Linked DNA regions of Mus musculus: region 1 is linked to region 2. The links are chromatin loops, found by intact Hi-C in ENCODE. Cell type or tissue: left cerebral cortex. All regions are shown on one strand. Links, peaks and the distances in the headings refer to the core of each region. The heading gives the core; the rest is flanking DNA.

What was found. Peaks named below come from ENCODE experiments on the same cell type or tissue, not always from the same donor. Only the 100,000 strongest peaks of a DNase experiment are listed, where the experiment ranks them.
Region 1: it touches region 2 in a loop (37-fold over the local background); 2 of 42 quality-filtered maps call a loop at or near these places.

Annotation. Positions count from the first base shown.
Region 1 is chrX:69,356,842-69,365,144 of GRCm38, forward strand. It overlaps Aff2 (AF4/FMR2 family, member 2), which reads left to right and starts at 3,490. Exons shown (of 20, transcript NM_008032.3): 1 at 3,490-3,997. The coding sequence starts at 3,951. In left cerebral cortex, for the core only: a CTCF peak has its summit at 3,771; DNase peaks (open chromatin) are centred at 2,725, 3,198, 3,477, 3,774 and 4 more places; H3K4me3 peaks cover 2,819 bases; H3K27ac peaks cover 977 bases.
Region 2 is chrX:70,326,279-70,334,615 of GRCm38, forward strand. No RefSeq gene overlaps it. Among named protein-coding and RNA genes, the nearest start is that of Ids, 35 kb to the right of the region's middle. In left cerebral cortex, for the core only: a CTCF peak has its summit at 4,366 (motif pointing left); DNase peaks (open chromatin) are centred at 2,428 and 4,364.

The DNA.
Region 1 (8,303 bases), core at 304-8,303, 970 kb before region 2:
ACAAAAAACAAAAACAAAACAACCAACCAAACAAAAATCATGGAAGTGCTCCTTTAACATGGATTATTCTGGAAGTTGCTACATATTTGAGGAAATTGCCCCAGCATCAGTTATGTTGACCCATTCTAAACTCAAGGTAGCACCAAGTTTCTCCTTCATAGAGGTCCTTGATGTTCCCAGTGTAATTCATGGAATTACATTCAACAGGTTCACTAATATGAACTAACACAAATTGTAATTTCTTCCTAGGAAATAAGTCAGCCTTACTACATGCCATGTCAAAAGCAAATGTGGAAATCCGAGTTACAACACAATAACATATATCACACTATGTCGATTTGTTCCTTTCCGGAAACTGACATGCATGGTTAAACTATTTTAAATTAATTTTAGTTTTAGACACTATCAGAATCTGTGTGACAATGCCTTTAGTAATACTGTAGGAATGGACGGTTTCAGGTTCTTTGAAATGAAGATTAGTACTTGGAGACTTTGAATTAAACTCCTATAAAAGTAATTCAAGGGGAAAATTTCCTTCTGAAGATCTTAGAATCAGCATTTCTCTCAAGTCACACCTGTGAAAAATAATTTCTGCTTTACTTCCATGGATTGAGATCTGGAGTCTCACTTTTGATCTTGTGCTGCCTGCAGAGGCTGTTCAGTGGCCATCCTAGCAGGCCCCCTTTGACTGATGATTTGGTCAATGGGGAAGGTTAGTGAGGTACAATGTACAGGGTAGTCGAGATGACAGATGTTAATAGAGAGGAGGATAAGGCAGAACAGAAGGAATGTGCAGATTCCAAATACTGAATGAACTGACAACTGTGAATCTGTGGCCTAACATAGGCTCTGCTAGGTCAGGAAAGCAGAAAGAACTAAGGCGATTTACCTATCAAATCCAGGACAACAGCTGAGGACCCTTTTTACCTTGGGGAAGATGGCCCAATAAGTGGAATGGGACAAAGTAACTTGTCCTCCTAGAGACTAGATGGTCTTGCTGTTAGCATGATAGTTGCAGGCAGCCCTGACTCCAGGGAGCATCTATCAGAGTCAGGGTTGTGCAAGTCTAGTACTAAGGGAGAAAACTAGCCTTAGATCTAAGATAACAAAGCTTCCCCCACTTAGTGTGTGCTGGACCTGAGCTGCTGGCATCAGGGACAGCCTGGCCTCTTCTGTGTTGCCTCTTTTAGTCTCCTCTCTGTTAGGAGGCGGTGGGGAGGGGAGCTGCTTCCATGCCTTCTAACTTGGTTTTGATCTCAGGAAGGGAAAGCCCCTGCCCCTCTTTGAAGCAGCAGCCAGCACCACTTGTCTCTTCTCTCCTTCCCGCAGGCACTTCTGTTCAGAGTGGTGCCTCTTGCTGGCTCCTTCTGCTTCTGCTCTGTCCCCCTGCTGATTGGGAAGAAAGTACACCGGTGGGGTGATGGTTTCTGAAACTCTTAAAGGAGCAGCTTTATTTCTGTTGAGAATTTATTTAGAATATTGCTTGTATGTCTTTCCCCAGTGAACAGATCCCTCCCTCTAATGAAAATAAAATAGGTAACAACTGATCATAATCCCCATTTAAATGTTAACTGTAGATGTTCTGGATTTGCATAAGTGTTTTTTAAACAGATCAAGCATTAACCCATGGTGACAATCATTATTAGCAATCAAATAGAATTGGAGCATCACTTACTGAGGGCATAATGTATGAAGGCCACAAGTCGGAATGGGACATTTCTTGTCACAGGAAAGACTCACAATCTAGAACAGAAGATAAACAAGAACACAGATAATGTGTAACCCCACTCACACTACTTTTAAATGTTGTAACTCCCATTTCTAAATCCTGTAGTAGCAGCCATATCCTATTGGACTTAACACAACCTGTACCAGTTAACAACCTGATTTGAAACATGGTCTCCCTTTGGCTGTCCATTGGTTGATTTTCTGTCAGTTCACTAGTATCTGTAGAAGACTTGGGTTCGTGCAAAATACACATTGGGTAAAGTCCCACCGAATACAGAAATTGTAGCATCTTGGAGCTTTACTTCTCCATGTCAACAATGTGCTTTCTTCCCCTTACCTAAATAAATAAATAAATAAATAAGCCCTGGGTGTAAGCAATCCAAAGATAGAGCTGTGGTTCTTTCTGTTATATGGTGTACAGCTTCTCTCGTTTAAGGTTGCAATCTGACTTTTTTTTTCCCTCCCCTCCAGGAGAGATGTTAGATCTTGAGCAAATGACCTAGTGGGGACTCCTAGTTCGTCAAGATCAAAAAGCAAGGCTATCTAGATGGTTTTGAGTGTGTGAGGTGATTAAAAACAAATATTCAAATAGGAAAAGGAAAGAGATCAGGATAAGCCTGATGGCCACTAGGGTAATACTTTAGTTGTACAGATGGGAAAACTGAGGCTAGGAGGTTTTGTCAATGTTGTCTACCGCTCTGCTCACTTCTGGCCCTAGGATTTCAGCACAGTGCCAATACTGTACCTTCCCGGTAAGGACAGTAGGAAAGTAATTCAGATGTCTGGGACTCCAAATTGAACAAGCCTTTATAATCCTGTATATCCTTTTTCTCTTGAGTAGATGAGGAAACTTTTCCTTTGAGGAACTCGCTAAAGGAATGGATTCATCCTTTCCTGGACTAGAAGGACAAGCTGGAAGGAGGAGAGGGGTGTGGTTAAGCCCTCCACGTGCAGAGAGACTGTTCTCAAGCCAGAAGGGAGAAAAGCAGCTGGTGCGTGGGATAGTGGGCACACACCCAGCGGTTTTCCTGTTTCTCAGAGAAGGAAAATGCAGGAGGTTTTTGCCCAAAGCTTAAGGTTGGAAGAAACTAGTACTATAACCACTTATCCCAAGGACCACTCAAGGGGACGCCCTTTATCCCTCCCATTGCAGCTTACTAAATCCAGGGCCCAGAGCTTGCTGACCTACTGAGGGACCAGTACTACTTCAGCCTAAGAGGATATTGCAGCGTGAACTCGGCTGGGATGCGCAGCACCGCAGAAATGGTGAAGGTGACCGCCCTGTCCTCCCTGAACACACATGCCCCGTGATGCAGCCCAGAGGGATGCTGGGGACGCAAAAGTTTGATCCAGTGGTCTGAAAAGAATGTCTGGGCAGGGACTACAGGCAATGGCAGCAGGGCGCTAGCCCTTCCTTGCAGCAGTTTGTGCACTCTTTTCTGATGGCAAATACTACATCCCAGTGGTAGGTTGGGGTGAGGGTGTCCCATTCTGCTAGTCTACACTCTGGTACAGTGAGACCACCTTCTGTGTTCCCCTGTCTGGGTCCCAGGACCTCCTCTGGGTCCTGGGCTAGGTCTGAGTCTTCAGCTCTGCAACTGCCCCCATCAGCTGATTTTGACAGGGGGTGGGGGGCATCCAGGAGCAAGGGCGGGCGGGGCTAGCCCCTGCCAGATCCAAGGATGATAACGTGTCTGCTCCATGTCGCGGCTTCGAGCTGTCCAGGCTCCGCCCCCTGTGAGTGTGTAAGTGTGTGATGCTGTCTCGGCCGCCGCCGCCTGTGCAGCCGCCGCCGCCGCTGCTGCCGCCCCGGCTGCCGCGCCGCGCCACTGCCACTGCCTCGCTCGCCCCCGCCTCTGCCGTCGCCACCCGCCAGCAGCCTGCCAGGCGGGCGGCCCAGGCGACCCCAGCTCTAAGCGGCCGCCACCGCAGCCCGGACGCGCTGGGCAAGCGGGCAGCCGCGGAGCGAGTGGACCAGAGCGGGAGGTCAGGCTCTTGCCTGCCCGGTGCCATCGCTTCCGCTGCCGCCACTGCTCCGGAGCGCAGGACTAGGTACCCCGGGCGCCCGCCGCTGCCGCTGATGCGGCCCCAGCACTTTTAACCGGGTAGGAGGGCCAGAGAGCCGCGCCGCCGACCGCAGCCAGAGAGCCGCGCAGCTCAGAGCCGCGCCGACACGCAGCGAGCAGGGACAGACGGCCGCCAGCCGCCGCCGCCCCGCCGCTATGGATCTATTCGACTTTTTCAGGGATTGGGACTTGGAGCAGCAGTGGTAGGTGTTAAAATTCCCCTTCTCTTTTGATGAGCGGGATCCCCGGTCTGGTCTGGGCTTTTCGCCTTTGTTAAGAGGAGCCAGAGCTGTTGTGGGGGGCGCCCCGGACACTCTCCCACTTGCTCCCAGACACCTCTAGCTTTGGCTTCAGTGACTCCTTGGTCGGGTGCTGGGATGGGGGAGGTGCGGGGACAGGGAAAGATGTGGGCAAGAGCATCCCTTTGCACTCCAAGTCTAAAGAGTTGCAGCCGGCCCATAGCAGCTTCAGTGCCACCCACCCGCACAACAACCTCCTGGGGTCTTTTCTCACCAGTGGCTGATTGGGTAGGATCCAGTCTTAAATGCTTTAACTTTCCAGTTGCCAGTGCCTGCAGCCAGTGGCGGGAGAAAAAGCGACAGCCAGGTACCCAGAGGCCACCCTCAGCTTGCTCAGCGGCCACCGCCCACGCTGTTGCCACCTCAATCCCCACCCAGAAAGGCATGGGTCCAAAACCTAATGCCTATCCAGCCTAAGTTCCTCTTCTCAGAGCAGCGTCTTCAGGGGCCACTGCACTAGGGACCTCCAGTCCAGTTGCCTTTAGCGCTTGACTTTCAAGTGGAAGGGTGTTTGAAGTTGGCCCCTAAAGTCTTCAGCTCCGAAGTCAATGAACATTTAATTAGCCTCTGAACCCCCATTGGCTTCCCAGTGGGAGGCAGCCTTAGGTTTGTGTATTGGACACACAGCTAGAATCCCCAGGTTTAGCCTGCTTTAAACAAAATACCGTAAAGTTGCGGAGAGATCCTGAAACATGGTGCAAAGGTGACTGTGGTGGGGGTGGGGGAGCAGAAAGTTCTTTCTCTCTGTGTTGATGTACAGGCGCACATGCATAGTGCTCCTCAGATCTATTAACTTTAGAAAAACTTCACCATTTACTATAAACATTATCGTTCTTTATAAGTCACAATATTTTAATGTACCAGTCCCCCCGCCCATGCCCAAGTGTTTAGATGAGGAAGGAGGCAGCCACAGGAGCAGAGACTTCAAGTGGCACTCTTGCCCTTTAAATGTAGTGAGGATAATCTGTAGTGCCCACCAACAGTTTGAAATCTTTTGCAATGTTCAGACTACTAGCTACTGGCCATGAATGCTGTGCCTTTTTTTGCAGGGATTTCCATTGTCAATGTCATGTTTTAGGCAATTTCCTTCTTTAAAAAAGGGTCAGATGCTTGGCCAATAGCTTCATTATGCCACTCGTGACTGCTTGGCTGCAAACCCAAGATACCTTACATTTTGTTATAGACATTCCAAATAAATTATCAAATATATCAGTATTTATCTATAGACATTTTAAAAACTATGTGGGATTTTATTAGTTGTGAGGAAAACATTATAGTTAAAGAATCTGTTCTTGCTAAAATTTTAAAAATTCCTGAATTTACTGCTCAATTTAATGCTGTATTTCTGAATGCAACATTTACTCTGATATAGTAATCTATTTTGCTGACAATTGATAACCACATCATTATTATCTGCATGCAATTTGTCTAATATATGCTTTAGGTAACACTGCTAATTTAATAGACATTGCTATAATTGATTTAAAGGCTTAGCTGAAAATTTAGGCATATACTAGGAATTACGTTTCTGCACACACACATTCACATATATTACTGTTTTAATTCTAGTTTAATGTTATACATGTGTAGTTGAATATTTAAAGGGGATGTGAACCTTTCTGCTTAATTTCTGTTTTTTAGGAACATGTGTGCCTGTTTCCCTTTAGAAATTCCTATTCTTAAGAAAAATACAAAACCATTTTCCTCCTGATCTGTAACTATGACACATCCATTTTAGAGCATGCTGACCGATTTGGTAGATGTGATAGAAAATACTGATGGAATGGTATAACATATCTGCATAAAAAAGAAAAGCCTGCCTTTCCTTTCTGTATACATGAACCACGCAATTTTCCTTCTTATTGCTTGGTTGTGAAGGGAAAGGTTTCTTATGAATCTGCATCTATATTTTAAATATTTGTAATGTGGTTGTGCTTCTGTATTTTAAGTACCTCCATAGAGAAAAGAAACACAAATACAACCATGGTGCATAAACTGAAAAGCTTGACATCATTCTTAATGATAACCTATACATCCTTCAAACCATAACGCTTGTTATATGTTTACTTCCATTTCATGAAAATAACTAGAGGGCTAAAGCGATGATATGCACTACCTCATGTATGTAGAAAGACAAATGAGGGGTAAGGCATAAAAGTTAAAGAGCTCATTTGCATTGACCCTATTCACTTGTGGAACAACAAGCTTGAAACTATTTCTATGTTAACTCTACCTAGATACCTATCAATAAAATCATCAGGAGAGCTGAAAAAAAAATTAAACCCCAACTCAATTTTCTAACCTTAATGAAGAATGGCTTCACATACACAGGAATATGTATTATTTACAAACACTTGGCTATAGTAAATTTAAAACAAACTGAATGCACATTGATAAACATGCTTAGGACAAATATGCACTCCAAAGAAGGGTTATGAATGCTGCTGCATTGTGCAAGTCTGTGCAGTGTCTGGGAGTGCTCATATGCCTTACAGAATGTATCACTGGGTTTTGCAAACTGCAATGGTAGCTTAATGGGTCATGCTCTGGACCCCATTAAAGGGCAAAGCTCAAGTTCCTTAGGATTTCTGGATGCATGAATAGTGTTCACCTGAGTTAGAATTTAATATGAACCATTCTGTGAAAGAAAAGGAAGGCACAGATGCTTATGTCTGCCAAATACATCATTTTATCTTTTTAAAAGAAGGGAAAAATATGGAGGAAGGAAGAGGAAAGCATAGTTCCTGCTTTTTAAATCATCCCATAGATTTGTCCTTGTTAAACAAGTAAACGAATTCTTGAGGAATCTGGAGATCATGTGGCTAGATTTGGACGTCTTTATCAGCAATGGCAAAGTCATTAATATAAATGTAAAAGCTTACAAATTGTACAGGTTTTCTATCCTGTAAGCACCTACCTCCATAACATTAAAGTACCTCTTTGTAGTATGCCAAATTTCTTTTTGTGAGGCAGTTACCTTTTAATTAAAAAATACAGTGTGTGTGTGTGTGTGTGTGTGTGTGTGTGTGTGTGTGTGTGTGTGTTCACTGGGTAAAAACATAAAGAGATAATTTTTAAGAACAAAAATGTAAAAACTCCCATGATAGCAAACCCCAAATATTAAAAGTAGGTTTTTTTTAAAAGAAATTGTGATACTGGCCTGATTCTCATGGCAAAGGACTGCATCAGTTGTTTGTAGATTTTATATGTTGTCTCACAAGTAGCCTAATTAGAGGCAAGCTTGCAAACGGGCAGTTATACAGGAAGAGACTTAAACTCACTAAACTGTTATATAAATAGAAAGTTCAAAGGTCTATGTGAGGCTGTCAAGGCTGAGAAGGGGCCATGTGCCAGCCAGGCTTCTTCTATTTGGGATGAAGGCAACCCCCAGGGCCTGCTCCAGCAGCTAACACTTTCCCAAGTTTTCTGGACCTCGTGGGGGCTGGAGGAGGGGACCTGCTTTCCAGACAAAAGTGAACTGTTCCAGCTCCAGCCAGGCATGGCTTGTACCACAGCAGCCCATCTGCCTCCACCCACTCCTGTGTTCCACACAGGTCCTCTGGGGCTCCCTTAGCTACAGTCGACCAGAAGAGTAGAGCAGGACTGGTTGTGGATGGGAAAATGTGGGAAATAGAGGGGGTGAAACTTTTCTCATGCTGGGGCTACCAGGACAACACTATGAGGGGGAGGAGTCTCATTTTCTTTAAGGTCTGTAGGTTGTCAGAACTTCTGTTCTCTGCTGTCAGCCATTGATCTTTTCCCCTTTATACTCAGTGGTGCATTAAAAAGAAACTCTCTATAGTTCATGTTTTTGCCTAGTGTGGTATGTCTTCTTTAGAATGCTTGAGTATTTGCTCAGTAGACCATTTTGTATACAGTGTTTTAAAGAAATGTATGGGGAAGAGAGATTGAAAGCGGTAATACTTGCTCTTGATAAGATCCCCTCTACAACCTCCAGATATCCCTGCAAAGAATCAAGGTTGTCTGAGATAATCTTAAAAATTACAGCTATTGGACAAAGAAGAAAATTATCTCATGTTAGAAATCAGTTTAATGATACATGAATTGTTTTGTTTAGGGTTCAGTCAAGCATTTAACAACTTTAAAATACACAAATCAAGATAGAAAATGACTGCCTTAAAATGTGTCAGTCGTTATAAGCATTTATGACATCCCAAATATTTAAATATTCTATAGATGGATAAAGATT
Region 2 (8,337 bases), core at 206-8,205:
AGGTATGACCTGATTGGAATAGGTGTGTCACTGTGGGTGTGGGCTTAAGATCCTCACCCTAGTTGCCTGGAAGTCAGTCTTCAACTAGCAGCCTTTGGGTGCAGACGTAGAACTCTCAGCTCTGCCTGTGCCATGCCTGCTTGGATACTGCTATGCTCCTGCCTTGATGATTATATACTGAACCTCTGAACCTGTAAGCCAGCCTCAATTAAATGTTTTTTATAAGACTTGCCTTGGTCATGGTGTCTGTTCACAGCAGTAAAACCCTAAGACAGAGACCCACAGCTAAATGCCAGACAGAGCTCAGGGAATCTTTTGGAAGAGTGGGAGATAGAACTGAGCGAGCTGGAGGGGTCAAGGACACCACAAGAAAACCTACAGAGTCAACTAAGCTGAGCCCATGGGGGCTCACAGAGACTGAACCACCAACCAGAGAGCATACAGGAGCTGCACCTAGGCTCCCTACATATTAGTAGCAGATGTGCAGCTTGGTCTTCATGTGGGCCCCCTAACAATTGAAGTGGGGATCTTCTCTGAATCTGTTGCCTGCCACTAGATTCCCTTTCCCTACTGCCTTGTTGGGCCTCATTGGGAGAGGATATACTTATTCCTGCTGCAATTGGATGTCCCAGGGTAGGATGATACCCAAGGGGGAATTTCCCTTCTCTGAGAAGAAAGGAATGGGGTAGTGGGGGAGATTTATAAGTATGGGACTTTGAGAAGGGAGGGGTGCTGTGATAGGGATATAAACTGAATAAATTAATTTATTTATTTAAAAAAATCTGTGTACCAGCACGCCCAGCTTCTATTTGTATTTCAGAGCCCACTTCCATAATAATCCATCATGTGTGTCATCTTGGCTAGGTCATAGATTCTTAAGCTTTTGGTCAAACATCTACCTAGCTTTTTCATGAAGGTGCATTTCATTTTCATTTTTATTTAAATCATTCTATTTTTTTTAGTAAAGCAGAGTACCACTCATAATGTGGTTGAGAATCATTCAATGAATTCAAACTCTTAAGAGAAAAAGACTGTGTTATCTGAAGGCAGAGATCCATTAGATGGAAGCTGCAATAAACTTTCTAAGCCTCCACCCTAGAGAGTCTGACACTGTCAGCAGACCACCACATAAGCAAATTGTTAACACAAATGAATTGTCATAGATGTCTGTGATGTGTGTGTGTGTGTGTGTGTGTGTGTGTGTGTGTGTATAGGTGAAATAATATGTTTCTTATTGCTTCTGTCTCTCTGAAGAATCCTAACTAGTACAACCTCTCAAATTACTTGTTTTCACACGTGACTCCAAGAGAATACATGTTGTAGCTGCCTGCAGCTACACAAACCGAGTTCCTGAAAGGGAGGCTGGGGCTTCATGGGAGAAAAAAGGTGAGAGAAATAATGAGACCAGGACAAAGATACTGATCAAGGCCCAAAGTTTACTTAAGAGTCTGAGCTTAAAGAGGGGGGAACCCCATCCCCCACCACACCAAGAACTCTTTTCCTAGGGATAGTGTCTGGAAAACAGGTTCAACCTCTCAGCAGGTAGTGGTGTCTAGGAGGAAACCGCAGAAGTGGCAGAACAATAGACCTATCTAGGTCAGAAGACTCCACCCTAGGTGGCCTAGCTCACAGTAGCAGAACAGGTCTGAGCCAGCCTGCTCAAGGCTGGGGGAGGCTACACCATGTCACAGATAAATACTCTATAGCAGAAAACAGTGAGATGACTAGCTAGGGTCCTAGTATTATTTGTAGCTCAGGCTACTCATTCTCTTTTGACACACATGTTGATTCAATCTTACTGCATTTTCTCATCCAATATATGCAGCCTCCCATCTCCCTCCACCAAAGTATTCCAGTGATCAAAGCTGAAAATGGAGTGTCACTCCAAAGGCCCAGATCTTATGATAGTCCATCTTTCCCCAGGTTACTCTTAAGCTTCTAAGCCTATCATGGCTGGGCCAAGCATAGGTTGTACTCTACATTAACAGATTAAAGAAAAGGAGAGAACGAGTACCTCTGGGCAAGATGAAACACCTCAAAATCTCTCACTCAGTTGGCTCTGGGGCTAAGTGGCAAAAAAAAAAAAAAATCGTCACAAAACTGATGCTCTTCCTCCTGAGATCCCACACATAAGCTTATTCAAATATTTGCCAAAGTGCTCACAGATGCTGCAGCCTCTCTCTAGTTCCAATCTAATGGAGGCCATTGATTTAGGGAAGTGGATTTACAAGATAAACTTGACCGAGATGGCAAGCTGGTTAATAGTAGCCAAACAAGCTACTGCAGGCCCTCTGGCCAAACTGGACTTCTTCAGACTATCCCCTGGGACAACACTATCTGCACTACCCTGAGTGGCTTAATAGATGGTGCCTTGAACAGGGTCTGCCTTTAGTCTTAGCAAATTCAGTCCTACCCCATGCATGTTACAGTCTTGCATGGTAAACAGCTGCAGCCTGGCAAGAGAGGAAGACATGGAAAACTGCCCAGGCAGCAGGCTTAGTGAGAAACAATGAGAGTTCACAAAGCCTTTGTTCTAGTTTTATTTCTGTTGCTGTGGTAAAATACTCTGACAAAAAGCGACTGAGGGCAAACAGGGTCTGTTCTAGCTCACTGCAGGAAAGCCAAGGTAGAAATCTGAAGCACATACTCACATCACACCCAGGAGCGAATAAATTAATGCATGCATGCTTTTATATTCAGCTGCCTTTCTTAGACAGGCCAGGCCCCAAATCAGGGAACATGCCAGCCACTCTCAGGCTGAGTCTTCCCATATCAATTAAAGTAACCAGGGCAATGGCCACAGGCAAACCTAATCCAGACAATCCCCTATAGAAACTTACTTCCCCAAATGAGTCCAGGTGGTGTCAAGTTGACAGTTAAAACTACCCATTACACTTTAAGAGAGGAAATATTTGAGCTCTATCACACCTGTCTTCAATCTGCCACCTTGTTAGAAGGGCAGCAAAGATGCTTCAAACTAGTACTTCCAAGTTGATTCCTTCTCCGACAAAATCCATGCAGTTCACTAAGTTCACTTTGATAAGGCCATGACTACTGAAGGAAAAATCATCCAGGAATGAGAACAAGCGCCTCATCCCAGAGCTTGTTCCCATCCCAGCCTCACTACTCATTCTCTAGATGGTACACCCAAGGTTGAGGACCAGACAAAATCAGGGTGATGGTACAACAGGATAACTGTTCTGGTGTTCAGGTTTGCTACAATCTGTCAGTTCACATAGTCTCATGTATTCTAACAATACCATGAGTTATGCACAGGTCTCTCAGAGCCAATGAATCATGGCCATTAGTTGAATTTGAACCCTGCATTTCAGTGGGATTTAAAATAAAGTCACCCAAAGCCAACATACCTGTGTAACATTAAGGCAAGAGCATAACCAAAAAGAAAGAAAGGAAGTGGGGCTAGCAAGATGGTTCAGTGAGTAAAGCTCAAGTCTAACGACCTGAGTCCCATCCTCAGATCCTAGAGTGGAAGAAGAAAACAGACTCCCAGACTCCTGCTCGTCATCCTCTATACATGCACCATACACCAACGCATGTTACACACACACACACACACACACACACACATCCATCTTGGAACAGAAGTCTTTTTTCCCATCAATTTATTTATTCTTTACATCCCAATCGCAGCCTCCCTCCTCCTAGTCCCCATTTCACACAATCCCTCTCCCCTCCTACGCCTAACTTCAGCTCTGATGGTCTTGACTCCAAGTTCCCCCAGGGCAACTCCCAATAGCCACACATGCTTCCTGTGTAAAAAGAACAGGTTTTATCAATAAGAATACTAAATAGTAAGATAAATTTGAAACGAAGATAAAGAATTATTCTATGTAGGTATGACTCATTCAACATTTAGGATGTATTATATCAAGAAATTCTTTGTTGCTCGTCTAAAAATCATATTAATGAGGTGTCTAACATTCAGTCAGGCAAGCTTGTTTCTTTGGTCCACATGATGGCTGGTACTTGCTGCCAATAATGGCTGACAGAGAAGACAGCATAATATCCTGTTTTACAAAAGTATAAATACTACAGGCTGCAGCAGCAACCTTTGTGTCATTTGGGGAGGACGTTTTCACCATAGATAAAACCTATGCCTCTGGGCTGCAAAAAGGACCCAGTCCCAGAGGGGTATAAAGCATGTTAGCAGTTAGAAAACAACCCCAGGAGAGCCAGGACCTTCGCTTAATCTACCGAATATTTTATTCATGTTAATTCATAACAGTGTCTTTAAACCCCTGGACTAGAATTCAAGAACAGTCAGTGTGTGTGACAGTCATTATTCCTTAGAGACACCCTCTGCCACCAGCTGGGCACCCTTCCTGAGTTCTTGGTGCCACAGCGGCCTCCAGTGGTTTCTTTGAGGAACCACATGCTGTCTCTGCCTCTGAGCTGGAGCTAAGCCCAGAAAGCCAAGGCTGAAGGCAGTGGTGCCCCTTGGCTGCTTCTGAACCTGGGTTATGTGGCAGGTCCGAGCCATCAGAGCCAAAAGGCTCCAATCCAAGTGCTCGCCCTGGAAACAAAGCACTTCCCTGTTGCTATAAAGCACAGACCAGACAGGTTTGTATTTCATCCTTCATTCCATCGTCTAACATATCTGCTGACCCAATTTTACAGATGTTCTCTTCAAAACGGACTTGACTTTATGAATATTTTTCTATCAAGCTGTGGCAATAGAAATGTCAAAAAATTAAGTCCTTTAAGTAGGACAAGCAACTGCCCATTCAGTCTAAAATTGATTCTTAACCAACCAGTTGGTTGTACATAAATGAATCTTGGGGGAGGGGGCAATTCACTGAAATTAGTAGCCCTCCCCCATCCCATCCCACCTCAGTCCCTCAGCATCGGCTTAGTAACAGTTTCGCTTCATTTCCTATAAAAGGCCATACCTCCAATCCATTATTGAAAACATTCCCGTCCCATAACCTCCTTCATTTTCATATATGTAGCTCAGGGCAAGAGGTTCTCTCTCTGCCATGGCTTCCCTTTGATTTGAAAGCAATACAAAGAAAAAAAGGAAATGAAAAATCTAGCACGGAAAGGAGAGTGCTTGATCCTTACGCACATGTGCATGCCCTCCAGTCACATACAAAGGCAATTTTCCAAACGGGTGGTTGCCAGCCTTCCCCATTTTCCAGGTTGATTTTCTGGCAGCTCCACAGCTTTGAGCCAACTGCTCTGCACATCATTTTAGCTAAAATCTACCCCTTGGTCATAAAGTATAGGACAAAAACATTGTGAAAGCTGCAGCAGTCCTTATAGGCTCCTACACAGAGGACTTGGAGGTAGGCTTCTAATAGACCTGGCAAACACAGCTCTGATAGCTGCTTCAACCTGGCCAATTAATTATGCTCTTGGTCAAGTCACTTACCTCCTCTGGACACTAGCTCCCACTTCAGAATAGGGAGTTGAGTGGAGATATCCTCCCAATTCCCAGTTAGTAATTCCGACTATGCTGCCTTTGACCTGCCTCGAGCACTTTAAAAACAGTTCCTTTCATTCATTAATTTAGTAGACATAGATGACTACATGTGTCAGGCTCTAGGTTAAAGGCTTAATGTAGGAGAATGGGTAAGAAACAAATCACTGCAAGGCAACATAGATTGCACTAGAGGAAAGACCCAGAAATCTGAATGTGTGGGCCCCACTGAACTGGAATGGGAATTTGGGCCACGTCTTTGGAGGTCAATTTGGCACTGGAGTCCATGTTTCTAAATGCATATGCTGTGTTAAAAGCTCGATGGCTTTAGTTAATATAAAAAGAAAAGCTGTTCTTTTGTGGTTCATATTGTTTGGGGCTGTTTGCTTTGCTTTGATTTGATTTGCTTTATTTTGTTTTTACTGAGTGACTTACAAAATCCCAGGAAAGGCCAAAGTTTTAGACCTCAATATTGGGCAAGAACAAAAGTGGTCAGGAAGCTGCCAACAGCTACCATCAAAGTCACAGACACAAAAAAATATTTAGCAGCAATACTCATTGCTGCTGCTGAACAATGGTAGCCACCATTACTACAGAGTCATGCCACCATTGCTTCCTACTGCAACCTCGAGGAGAATTTAGGTCACAAGTCACATACCTGCCCTCTGGTCCCCAAAAGAACTCCCTCACTGGCATGTCCAACCTGTGGTCCATGGGCCACATATACCCAAGGATAACCATGATTGTGGTCCAACACAACATCATAAATGTACTTAAAACAAGCTTTTGTGATATTAAAACACAGATTGTATGGTTCTCTAGCATGAACTGTTGACAGCATAGTCTCATTACAATGGCAAAGGAACATGAGCATCTGCCATTTTGTGCCTCCACCCTAGCAAGTGGGCTCTGCCTCCTGCCCAACAGGACAATATCAGGAGTTTCCCAAATAGAGGAAAGCATTTGCAAGTTTAGTTGCCAAAATATTGACTCATGTCCTTGATGCATGCCTTGAACTAGCTAATTACACTCCACAAGTTTATCTGTTAGAGATATGTTAACACACAGGCATGCAAAGATGAACACATAGTGAAATTCTCCATGTTATAATTTACAATAGAATTTGCACTGGAAACAACCTAAAGAGTCAGCGACAGAAGTTTAGGGAAAATAAGGTATCCATTATAATGATGGACCTGTGAAGTGGAAACTTCTGCTTTCTTTGGAGAGTCGGTTGTGTTGGATGGTATTTTGCTGGGGCAAATAGGAAGCAACATTTGCTGAAGCAGAAACAGGTGAAGAGATGTTTCACTAAGGCAGACTCCTGAAAGAACGGTTCACTGAAGAAGGCACAGATGAAAGGATGTTTTGCTAAATCAAGCCAATAAAAGGATGCATAATGAAGGATTCTTTGCTAATGACACTCATGTGTTGGTCTGCGTTGTTGAGCTCCATTTGTTGGGACTCAGAGAAAAACACACCAAAGAATGTCTGATGTGCTGGCAGCTTCTTGCCACTTCCAAGGACTCTGGCTCTGGCCAATTGATAGTGATGTCGGCTGATGCAGACTCATGTGGAGTTTTGCTAAGACAGACTCTTGTGCTAAGGCAAGACACGTGGGGAGGCAAGAAGCATAGAAGATAGGTAATATTTGGAGGGAGTATACATTAGACTCAACAGACTGTGAGGGGCTTTGCTGGCACTTCTTTGTCTCGAGTCTTTGCTGGTCTTCGCTTAGTTGAGAGAGGCACAGCCGAGAACTTGTGTTCCTGGTGGTCCTAATTCCTCCTGCTGACTCATGCTGATTCGACTGAGGCCTAACTATTTCTGCTAGGTCATACCACCCCTGCTGCTATCCTGACACTACTGAACTGGTCTGCTGGTGGATCGAGCTGCTGCTGACCAGTGAACTGAACTGCTGATTTCCTGACAACACACATGGGATTGCTCCAAAGAACAATTTCTAAACAGATCCACTTCCCCCATATCCTAATAACCTTTCTTTTCCACTACCTCTGGTACGTAGTGGGCTTAAAGGGGGGTTAACATGTGTAAGAACCCTTATTAAAAATAGGATTTAAAAAGTTAAGATCACAGACCTGGAAGACAATAAAGAGTACAGACAGGCTGTGCCCTCATAGCACTGACCAAACCAGGGAAACAGATGCAAATGAAGTCATTGAAGAAATGAATATAAAAGCACAGTTAGCTGAGACCTAAGAAGTGGGATGCAAATGCTGCATGTTGTAGTCTGATTTAGTCAAAGGGAAGGATGCCCTTGCAGAAGATAAAGCTGGCCCCAGTTGGAGTAGATTTTAGAATATGTAGCAGGCTGGTACAGGCCAAAGGATCTGTCCCAAGACCAGATTAAAGAACTTTCTATTTGTCCCCACAGTAATGGCAAGTCACTGATTTATCCAGGGATAGCAGGAAGAAAGTACAAGTAGTAGAGAGACAAGAATTAGACTTTACAAAACCTCTCTTTAGAACTGTGTGAACTGGACAGCACTGCTGCAAGAGTGGGGGACCAGTTAGGACCACTCTGTAGTTGGACTTAAGGACCACTCAATCAGATGAAACCCATGCATGGCACTGCCAGGGTGGACAAGAACCTGAGAAATGCCATGGGGCTTAGGAGAGAATCAAATACCAGTGCTGTTCTAAAGGAACAGTACGGTGCATCCTCCTGGCATTCTGCTGTACCTATAAATCAGAGACTCACTCGCTCACCATCCGAGAAGCTTCTCTTGCAGTAGATGGCAACTAACACAGAGGCCCACAACTGGACAATACACAGAGTCAGAGACTGTGGGACAGTTGGTCTTCAGTGGGATGTCCTCACATGCTGCAGGCCCTTTGCCCACCTGCCCCAGAGGCCCGTTCCACGCAGACAAAGG